Linked DNA regions of Mus musculus: region 1 is linked to region 2. The links are chromatin loops, found by intact Hi-C in ENCODE. Cell type or tissue: heart. All regions are shown on one strand. Links, peaks and the distances in the headings refer to the core of each region. The heading gives the core; the rest is flanking DNA.

Region 1 (5,374 bases), core at 246-5,245, 88 kb after region 2:
ATCAAACTCACCTTCCTGAACTTTGCTTCCTCGTCTTTAGGATCTAGATGCTTTGTTTCTAACAGCTTGGTGTGGGTATAGTTCTGCACCCATTGATTTGTTTGTGGTGGTCTGTTTTCTGATTGTTTCTTACTGGGGCACGGTTGGTCACCATAGGTGGGTAGTGACAAGGAGTGGCAGGATGCTTTATCAGGTAAATATCAGTAAGAGGCCATGGCCCCGAGGAACTTGCCCTTCTAAGTCCAATGGTCACTTATGAAAAGGGTGACTTGGATACCACAGATAGCTTACTTTAAAATGATGGAAATATACATAAAGTATGGCTCAGGGGCTGGGGAGATGGCTCAGCAGTGGGTAAAGCGTTCACTATGCAAGCACGAGGTCCTGAGTTCAGACTCTCTCTGAGCCACAGAGCCATCTAAAAGCTGGATGAGTACAGGCCTGTGATCCTAGCTCTAGTCAGTGGAGACAGGTCCACCCTGGGGCTTGCTGGCCTGCCAGGCTAGTGGAAAAAGGTAAGCTCCAGTTTCAGTAAGAGAATGTGTCTCAGAAGGGAAATTGGAGAATTATTGAGGAAGATACCCAATACTGACTTTTGGCTCACCAGCATGGGATAGTGAATCTGCTCACACATGCACATAAGCAAAGACTACACACACACACACACACACACACACACACACACACACACACACACAGCACACTATGGTTCAGGTATAGTAACCATTCTCTATGCAGTTCCTTAGTCATCTGTCTACTTAGTAAAATAAAACCCCCTATGGAGCATCTGCTACTTGTGATGGAGGGAACCCTCTGTGCCTTCAAATGCTTCCTTTTGACGGACATGAGCTATTATGCCAGGCTAAGCTTCTTAGCTTAATGTGATAATAAAGAACAAGCTGGCTATTTTGACAGTGAAGGCCTTCTAGGGCATTCCTCTTTTGCAACAAATGATGTTATTATTTCCCAGAGATGAAGGAATCAAACAGTACAAAGTTTCCCAATAGTTACATAACATATACAGTATATATCAGTAAGCAACCTATTTACAGATTAACTGTTAATACAGAAACTTTAATTTCTTTCTTTAACGCTCTTCCTGTACATTGTACATGACTACTTATTACATATTCTTATGCATTGTCAGGAAGATGTCAGTATAGACCACTTTTAAAAATCTTTAAATCAAAAATTAGAATTTTCACCTAATTGGGATTAAAATGTTGTTTCTGAATCTAGTCGACAAGGTAATAATAGCAAATTTTAAAACTATATGAAATGGGAAGATAGGTTCAATTATCTTGAAAGTGATGTCAAAATTATTTTGGTGTTATCATCTTGACACCATTTCTCATAGGACCGACATTTGGAGCTGAGATGGCTTCAGAGAAGGTTTTGCACTTCATGCACGAAGCTTTGAAACTACTCAAGTTGCAAAGCTTTAAGGAAACAGACCCTATTTCCTCCTTGTCCCACCCTAGGCTAGTACTTGGTTAGGGCAAAGGTTAGTAAGTTCAGTGGGTAAACATCAGACAAAATATTCACGTATCCCTGGCAGAAGAGTCATCCCCTGTGTGAACATTTCTTCCTGATAACACACATCAGCTTTCACGGAACCTCCTAAGGCAGAAAGTTTACATTAAGCTTCATAACTGTATTCCCTGCTTATGAATAATCAACCTTAAAAAAACAAATCTTCAGTGCTGAAAGTGCCCCACCCACCAATTCAGGAGCTTTATCTTGGACTGGGGCACTTGGTTCTCTGGATGCTATGCACTTCAGATGATGGTTTTCCTGCCCCGCTCTCTATTTTCCCAGCATCTAAACTATAGTCTTCTATATTTCTCACAGGTCTTCGAAAGATACTTTCTAGTGGCTCGCCCTTCCTGCCTCCTTTTGAATTAGAAAGTGGCTAATTATCAACCCTCAAACCACACAGGCGGTTACAACGCTCGTGAGTACTGTTATCATTTTTTAAAAAGTGGGTCTATGGCCATCAGAAAAGAAGCTGGCTCTGCCATCCGAGCGAGGTTAAGGCCAGTGTTTCCCCATCGCATATCTGGCGCAGCTCTGATTCTTGGCCCAGCCTTCAGGGCAGCTTCTCCGGCCTCCAGGGCAGCTTCCCAGCCTCAGTGACCACAGTGGTCCCCTGTTCTGTCCTGCTCGGTGAGAGGGTGTGGCTGGGGTGGCAGTGGTGAGTAAAAGGCAGAAGGGGGTACTCCTGGCCGTGCGTCCTGGGGTGGAGGTGACCCAGTAACCCAAAAGCGGCAAGGGGAGACCAAGGGAGTGACAGAGTGCAGGAGGTCTCCAGGAGGCCGGCTGACCTCCGCTTGGGGTGGTGGTGGTGGGGAGAGAGGTTTGGGGCGGCAGGCAAGCAGGTATTGGGAAGCGCCCAGGGCGCGCGGCGGGGTGGGGAGAACCCAGCGGATGCACAGAGTGGAAGCAATCGCAGAGCGGGGCTGTAGTCCCGGGACCGCGAGGGGACAGCGTGTGGGGTTCGGGACGCGGGCACCCACTCACCTATGCACAGCTGGATGGCGTAGGCGTAGTAGGACCAGCCCAGCAGCAAGCTGATGAACACCACCGGGATCCAGTAGAGCACCCGCCGGCACCGCCGCCTCACGCCGCCCGAGCCCGAGGGCGCCATCTTCCAGCCGCAGACACCTGCCCAGCTCTGCCGCCGCCGCCGCCCGTGGGCCTGGCTCGGGGCCGGGCTCGGGGCTCCCGGAGCACCCGACGGGACAGGCCCGGGGGCGGCGGCTGGCTGTGCTGCGGCCACCGCGGCCGCCGTGGCGCTAGCTCCCCATCCCGCGGCAGCGAGCGGGCGCCGCGGACTCCCGCTGCTCTGCCGGGCTGAGGCGGCGGCTCAGAGTAGGAGGACGAAGGCGACGAGGCGGCGGGAAGCTCCGCTCCGCCCCCGCCTGGTCCCCGCCCGGTCCCCGCCTCGCTGCCTCCCACTGCGCGGCGGGCTGCGCCCTCGGGCGGGTGCAGGGATCCGGACGCGGACTCCCACGGCGCCCTCGGACTCTCGGCTACCCGTGCGCCCTTGCCCTGGGCCACCGCAGGGGCGCTCGAGGTGGCGACCCGGTGCCCACCTTGGCCCTCCCGCCCCTGCACTTGGCCCTGGATCGCGGGACTGTGATGAGAATTGACACTCGCTTTGGGTCACCCTCCCCAGCCGCAAGCCACTCCCAGGGCGCGGATCGGAGGGGGACGAGCTGCAAGGTGTCGCTTGTAGGAGGACGAGCGTCAGCCCCTCTTCGCCCCGCCCCCGGGACCAGCCAGTTGCTATCCCACTCCTCACCGGCCAGGCCCAGGGAGGATTGCGCCAAGTCCTTAGGCGCCCAGGCCCTCACCCTTGCATCTGTCAGGAAAATTCTCGCTTTAACTTGTGGGTGCCAGTAAACTGGCTGAGAGTAGCCAAAGTGCGGTCAGTTTCCAGAACAGACCAGCGAAATGATGGTGTTTGGGCATGAGAACGCCTACCTAGGTGCCCAGATCGCCATGAAGAGGGTTGCCAGAGGCCCTAGCCAGAGGGAGCAAGTTGAATTTTACGTTGTGAATCCATTGACAGTAACTAGAGTTAGGGCTGGCAGATCTTTGCTGAGAGAAGATTCTCTCTTTTTGTGTTAAACTGTCTTGTGATTCTAAGAGTAAAGTTTACCGTCCCCATCTCCCAAGAGCCAAGCGATTCCTTCTCTGCGTTCTTTCCCATCCTATCCAGCCTGACAGTGATTTTGGTTGTGATAGCGATTCTAAATTTAGCATATAGTAGAGTTTAAAGCGGTTGTCAAAACCACTGGAACGTGATTCTAATGGTAGTTAGAACAAACATCCCACAGTTAATTGTTGGTGAATGGGAAAGGAACGTGTTTCTGAGATTACTCCTCCCATTATATAAACAATTAGTATGTGTAACAGGTACCAGATATCATTAATGAATACTATATTTACTCCACACAACCAGATTGGGTAGAATTACTTGATAAACGTGATAAGAATGCTGAAGTATAGAAACCCAGCTCCAATTATGTCCTCCTGGCTTTTCAATTATCTTCCCAAGACTGGATTAAATATCAAGCCAATGTTCCTGAAACAGCTACTGCATCAACGCAGAAACAACCTCGCTCACCGGCACCCCCAGAGCTCCCTGGGACTAAACCACCAATCAGAGAAAACAGGAGGTGGGACTCATGCGTATATAGCAGAGGATGGCCTATTCGGTCATCAATGGGAGGAGAGGCCCTTAGTCCTGTGAAGGTTCTATGCCCCAGTATAGGGGATTGCCAGGGCCAGGAAGCGGAAATGAGTGGGTTGGGGAGCAAGGGGAGGGAATAGGGCATTTTCGGAGGGGAAACTAAGAAAGGGGATAGCATTTGAAATGTAAATGAAGAAAATATCTAATAAAAAATAAAAAAGAATTTGAAAAAAAAAGTACATAGGAAATAGTAGTCAGACTCATGATGGACTTTAAGTCACTGAAATGTTCTTAGCCTGTGAGTCACTTTATTTTGCTGTGATGTTTTATTCTGTTTGGATACTCTCTAGGGCAGATTAAAATGAAAACAGAATTTCCCCTGCTATCCTTAGCTCCTCCCCTAGAAATCAGCTTCACATCTTAACCAGATTAGAATAAGGAATCGAGGGGGTAGCTCCCCTGTCCACGTGTTTAGCATGTTTGAGACCGTGGATTCAATATCCTCTACCAACTTCCAATTCATAAAATAATGAGACCAAAGGGGGGGGGCAGCTTGTGATTCCCATATCAGAACCAAGATACCTCGTAAAGATGAGCTAGCTGCTGGTGAAGATGAATGGACATTACTGAAGACTCAAAGGAGGTCGACCCCACCCTCAATCCTGGGAGTGCCACTGTGCCCTTCAGATACCCACTGACACCTGTACCATCCTCCATAGTCCTTCAGGGCTTGAGGTCAGCCAGGAGGAGCAAACATCCTACTCAGCTTTCAATATAAGCTGTATGCAGGTTTAACACCTTTATAGGCCAGATTTTTATTACTTTATCATCACGCTTTATTACTAGAACACCCATTGTTCACACTTACGATATTTGTGAAGGATTTTCAACTCTTTGCCGCACTAACGGTACTGTTAACTGAGTTGCTGACTGCTCACTGTCATCTCCGAAACTGTCTAGCGCAGGAAGGCAGGAAGAATCATGTCTGAAGCCACACGATGATGGGATTTATCTCAGCCTGGCCTCTAATTGGACAGGCGCAAACCCGCATAGCTGAATGCAAGCTCTTTGGTCAGTGAGCCCGTGCTAGACACCACACTCTCGTGAGCCTGGAAGGATGACCTGCATGCTCAGGGACAGACAGCCTTTGATCCCCCTTTCAGCAGGACAATGGAT
Region 2 (5,363 bases), core at 1-5,000:
CTAACACAGTCTACAGTTTTCTAAGTAGACATTATAAGGCAGAAACCTTTGTAGTGTTTCTCAAAAGTTTGTCACCCAGAACCCCGGAGCTCTTGTCTCTAGCTGCATATGTATCAAAAGATGGCCTAGTCGGCCATCACTGGAAAGAGAGGCCCATTGGACACGCAAACTTTATATGTCCCAGTACAGGGGAACGCCAGGGCCAAAAAGTGGGAGTGGGTGGGTAGGGGGGTGAGGGGGGAGGGCATGGGGGACTTTTGGGCTAGTATTGGAAATGTAAATGAGGAAAATACCTAATAAAAATATTAAAAAAAAGTTAGCCACCTTATTTTACACATCTTGCGAGTGTAGCTTGCAAGTGTTTGGGGTTTGTTTGCTTTGGTTTGGTTTTCAAAGCAGGATTTCTTTGTGTAGCTCTAGTTATCCATGACTCTGCTCTCAAGAGTAGCAAACAAAACAAAACCCCATTTAGAGTAAGGCTGACTTATGTTGGGAGTTCAGAAATTGCTACCATCATAAGTATAGCTCTTGGGTATTATTGATACCTTGAACTAAGGGAGACTTGAAGATTGGAAGCAAACTCTCCTGCTGTCTTCCTATCTCTTACCCCACATTTTCCTCTGAAAGTCGTCCTAAAGACAAGAGTCCCCTTTCCTCATGGATGATAAAAGAAACCTAACACCTAGAAAGGCCACTCTTAGAAAATCCTCTTTCTAGAGGGGCTCTGTCCCTCTAACAGGGCAGAAGGAATGCTGCACAGAAGAGTTAAGAATAGGGAGACTGGCAGGCAGCACTTGAGAGGCAGAGAGGCAAATCCCTGAGTTCAAGGCGCCTACAGCGCCAAGTCCAAGATAACTAGAGCTACACAGAGAAACCCTGTTTAGAAAAACCAAAACCAAACAAGCAAGCACACCTCAAATCTAGGACTTGCTAGTTTCCTCCATTTCAGTCTACCACCATTAGATCGTGCCCTTTTGTCCTAACACTCTCCCACCCACTGCCTACTCCTAAGACAAAAAGGTTTCCCTGGGACTCGGGGTCTTCGTTTATGAAAGCTCCACACCACATAAAATTTGGCTTACACAAGTCTATTTTGTTCTCTCGTGTAGCCAACCCAAAGCTTTAAGAGCAGGCATGGATCATGACCTTACCATGAGTGGGGAAAAGCCATCACACCCGACAAAGTGGGACAACTTTATGAGTTGAATTTTCCACAGTGAAACCAACAATAAAGGATAGCTACTCTTTTCTACTTAAAAAGACAGTAAATGACTTTTTGAAACTTTCCTACAACCAAAAATGAAGTTGACAACCAAGAAACTCAGTTCAGTCAGCAACAGGCCTCATTCAAACTGATTTTGTAGTGAATTTTTCTTTAGACAATGTTTTTTTAGGTTATAGCTTACTTGCTTGGGAAGAAAATAGATGTGTAACACAAAAATAGCCCTTGATGGTGTGTTCAATAACTTGATGTTATTATCTCATGGATGTGTGAGTAGGTATGTATACATACATAATTATATTGTATAACATATTATAATGTGTATAATGTGACAAGGTTTTTGAAAGTCTAGAGTTTAATCATGTTGATCTCTAATATGCTTTATAAAATGTGCTGTGAAGCTGTTAGTTAATTGTAAAATCCATATATCGCAAAGCAGCTCTAATATTTGAAAGCCTGTAGCAGCCACGGACATATCTAATTTAAAAAAAAGACTGCAGCAAACAATTTTATATTTAAGAAAAAAAGTCGAAATAATCTGATTTCCTGTATTTCTAGTTTGACTACAATACAACAAGCAAACTCAAAAGACAACAGATAATGCAGATGGTTGTCTGGCAAGTCCTAAGTGTGGAGCCAAATAGAAGAAAGTGAGAAGTCTAAAGACTCTAACAATTACAAGACAGAAAGAGGTTATTGGAACAGGGTGAGCTTTAATTACAGACTCAAAAGGATTGTCACCAGGACAGAGTTAACTAAAAACACTGGCTTCCCTTTTCTTTGACGTTGCAACAGTTTAAATTTTCAGTTCATAAAACTGTTGGGAATTATCTTTCCAACTGTCTCTTAGCATGTTAACAATTCGAAGGCAATGCTACAATCAGGTAGATCAAAAGGAAAATTAGCGTGTGAGCTAGGGGTGCTGTATACAGATTAAAGAGAGATGACTCCGTTTGTCAGTGGAGATGAGCCAAGTCAAGAGAGGAGCTGAACAGCGGTGGGGCACCAGGGACACAAACTAGGGAAGCAAGCGCTTAACCCCACTGGAAGACCCATCAACAGGAGGCAGCTGATGGAGCGGCCTACGGATTCGCACACGGTGTGTTTGCAAGCAGCCCGCCCTCCCGTCCTACTTTACCCTGGGCCGAAGCCACCAGTCGTCACCTGGAATGGGAGTTCCGGAGTGACTCGATCAGCCGCTGCTTCTGCTGCTGGAGACTGGTGAGGCCGGCAGGGGACCCAGCCGCGGAGGATGACGCGCTCTTCGCCAGGGGAAAGAGCCAGCTCATCCTCCTCGGGTCCCCGGGCCCGAGGCCCTACAAGGTTCTGGCCTGCTGCTCCTCGCTTAGCCCAGTGCTTCCCGGGCGATCGAGCACGGCCCGGACGGGGTGCCCAGGGGCCGCGCCGTCTCCCACACGCCGCGCTCGTGAGTCCCTGGCCCCGGGGGTCCGAGCTACCACTGCGGGCGGCTGGAGAAGGGCGACTCGTCGGCTGGACGGAACCCCGGTGTGCTCCGGGCCACCACCACCCCGGGGTCAGTTAGCTAGGCCTGGTCGCCTTGCCGGCTCAGCTGCTCCAACGCCGGGGCGTTCGTCACCTGCCCGCCCCGCCTCCTGAGGGAGGGCCCCGCCCACCCGGCGCCCGGCGTCATCAGGCCGCGCCCTCGGCGGGACGTGCGAGGAGCGACGTCGCCGCGCTGGGCCGAGCGCCGCTCCAGCTCCCCTTTCCCCCTTTCGCAGGGCGAGAGGCGTCTATGGGGCTCCCGCCGCCGCCGCCGGTACCGCCACCGCCACCGCCGCCGCCGGGTGCTAGCTCTATGGCGAGGAGGAGGAGGAGGAGCGCGAGCTCAGAGACCCAAGTAGATCCGGCGGGGGCCCGGGCGTGCTGGGGCGCCTTGGGAAAAGGGGCTGGGAGTGGGGAGCCCGAGATTGGCGCGCGCGATGGCGCCCGCCTAAGCGTGGCTGTGTGGGACGGAACTGGCGGAGGCGGGGAGCCCGGGGGGACGGCGGTGCTAACGGGCGGGGGGCGGGTGGGGGCTGTCAGGGGCGCGGCGCGCAGTGATGACGCCACCGCTTTGTACCTGGGACTTCGTTGTGGGAAGGAAATTGCGAGTGGAGGGCGGTGGCCTACTTGGGGCCCCGGTGGCTTTCGTCCTCGGCAGTGGTTTTTGGGGGTAGTCGGTCTGGCTCTAGGCCATGCGAATAGGCACCCTGCTCCTGGCCGGCGGCCAGCCGAGCGACTTATCCTTGACATGAAGGCGGCCGTGCTCTCTCCACGTTGCTCGCCCACGGAGGACGCGCGACCTCAGGGATGAGAAGGCCTTGGCTGCCCCTTGGAGGGACCCCTGAGACCGCAGTAGAGAAGAGCGGGTGGAGGAAAGCAGGGTTAAAGTACAGTGTGTCGGTAGAGCGCGTGTAGGGACCGGTGTGAGGACGGAGGGGAGGAAGAAAGAAGGCGTGCCCTGCATCACCTTTTGTTTTCTCCAGCGTACATTTAGGAGTTTGGGACACCAGGCCACCCTCTTTTAACTCGCTGGTTTTGTCGGGGGTTATTGTGTGTTTGGTCCCTGTCCGTCTGATTAATTATCTTACCATTGTATACCGTGAACCTTGTGTGGATGGCAGAGACGTGAGGTCTCTCTTGGGTTGCCAGTTTTTGAAATTAGAAATTTTTAAATGTACACATTTCATTGCCTGCCTGCCTACCTGCTTGCTTGCTTTCTTTCTTTCTTTCTTTCTTTCTCCCTCCCGCTATATTTGTTTCTGAGATTGCCTAATGGCTTTTCAAAACATTTTTAAGAAAAATGTTTCCTCTGCTCTGCTTTGAATGAGTAAGATTTTTAAATGTTTTGTTAGAAGAATAAAAGCAAGCATTCTGTTATGAAACGTTTGATTTTGTTGATTTTTTTTTTTTTTTTTGGCTTGAAATGGTTCAAAGTTTTGTGTGGAGTGAATTGAACTCGGAGCAAATCTTAATTAGTGAAATTTATATTCAGTTGGGAAATCGGCGGTGTGGTGCTTTTATCCTCTAAATATTAGCTGTATACCTTGAGAAAAGGAACTGTCTAAAACTTGATTTTGTTATGAGTCATGAACTTTGTATAAATAAGGTTTATACCAGCCCAGTTTTATAATTCACATTCATGATATTGGTGTTTTTTTATTTCAACAGGTGCATAAGTAAAGGGTAAAGTATTTTTATGACACAAATCTTCAATCAAGTATAACATTTTGATGCTCCACATCTAGACTCCTTGTGCTGTCACTATGCCAGCAGCAACCGTAGATCATAGCCAAAGAATTTGTGAAGTTTGGGCTTGTAACCTGGATGAAGAGATGAAGAAAATCCGTCAAGTTATCCGAAAATATAATTATGTTGCTATGGTATGGACATGACTAAAGCTTTTTAAAATGCCTTTTGTAAGGGTGAAGTGGGAAGTGTGTGAGTGAATAAGTACGTGTGTGTGTGTGTGTGTGTGTGTGTGTGTGTGTGTGTGTGTGTGTGTGTGTGTGTTTGGGGGGAGGGGTGCACTGACACGGGTCTTTTGGTGGCCTGAGACTTCCTGATTAAGCTACATTGACTGGCCAGGAAGCCCCAGGGATCCACCTGCCTCTGCTTTCCAAACATGTAAATTGCCAGCACATGGGCCATGCACCTTTTAAGCATAGATTCTTGAGTTTGAACTCCTTCTGGTCCACATGCTTGCATGCCAAGTGCTTTTACCAGATGAACTGTCCCCCTAAGCCCTGGAGTGGGCTGTTAAAACCATCAGGTAAAGCTGGGCGTGGTGGTGCACGCCTTTAATCCCAGCACCTGGGAGGCTGAGGCAGGTGGATTTCTGAGTTCGAGGCCAGCCTGGTCTACAGAGTGAGTTCCAGGACAGCCAGGGCTATACAGAGAAACCCTGTCTCAAAAAACCAAAACAAAAACCAAAAACCATCAGTTAAACCCTTCTCATTGATAGCTAAGGATTAATTTAATCATGAAAAAAGTGGACTATTTCTTTCATCGAAGGCTATCAGAAACAAAACTATTTTGACAAGTTGAGTTTTTACTGCTTGCATTAATCGGCAAGGGATTAGGAGTCAGGGACATTTGAGTGTAAGTGGCAGACATGCTTTAGGATTTAGTCTTGCTTCAC

What was found. Hi-C counts contacts between places; a loop is a spot of excess contacts. Peaks named below come from ENCODE experiments on the same cell type or tissue, not always from the same donor. Only the 100,000 strongest peaks of a DNase experiment are listed, where the experiment ranks them.
Region 1: a loop joins it to region 2, with 2.4 times the contacts of the local background. A loop is called at or near these places in 1 of 42 quality-filtered maps.

Annotation. Positions count from the first base shown.
Region 1 is chr8:40,421,316-40,426,689 of GRCm38, reverse strand. Zdhhc2 (zinc finger, DHHC domain containing 2) reads right to left here and starts at 2,875. Exons shown (of 13, transcript NM_178395.4): 1 at 2,521-2,875. The coding sequence starts at 2,647. In heart, for the core only: a CTCF peak has its summit at 3,015; DNase peaks (open chromatin) are centred at 3,049 and 3,179; H3K4me3 peaks cover 2,268 bases; H3K27ac peaks cover 1,697 bases; H3K27me3 peaks cover 664 bases.
Region 2 is chr8:40,509,257-40,514,619 of GRCm38, reverse strand. It overlaps Cnot7 (CCR4-NOT transcription complex, subunit 7), which reads left to right and starts at 2,866. Exons shown (of 7, transcript NM_011135.5): 1 at 2,866-3,080; 2 at 4,394-4,605. The coding sequence starts at 4,489. It overlaps Vps37a (vacuolar protein sorting 37A), which reads right to left and starts at 2,837. Exons shown (of 12, transcript NM_033560.3): 1 at 2,387-2,837. The coding sequence starts at 2,511. In heart, for the core only: a CTCF peak has its summit at 2,456; DNase peaks (open chromatin) are centred at 2,929 and 3,199; H3K4me3 peaks cover 2,751 bases; H3K27ac peaks cover 2,646 bases.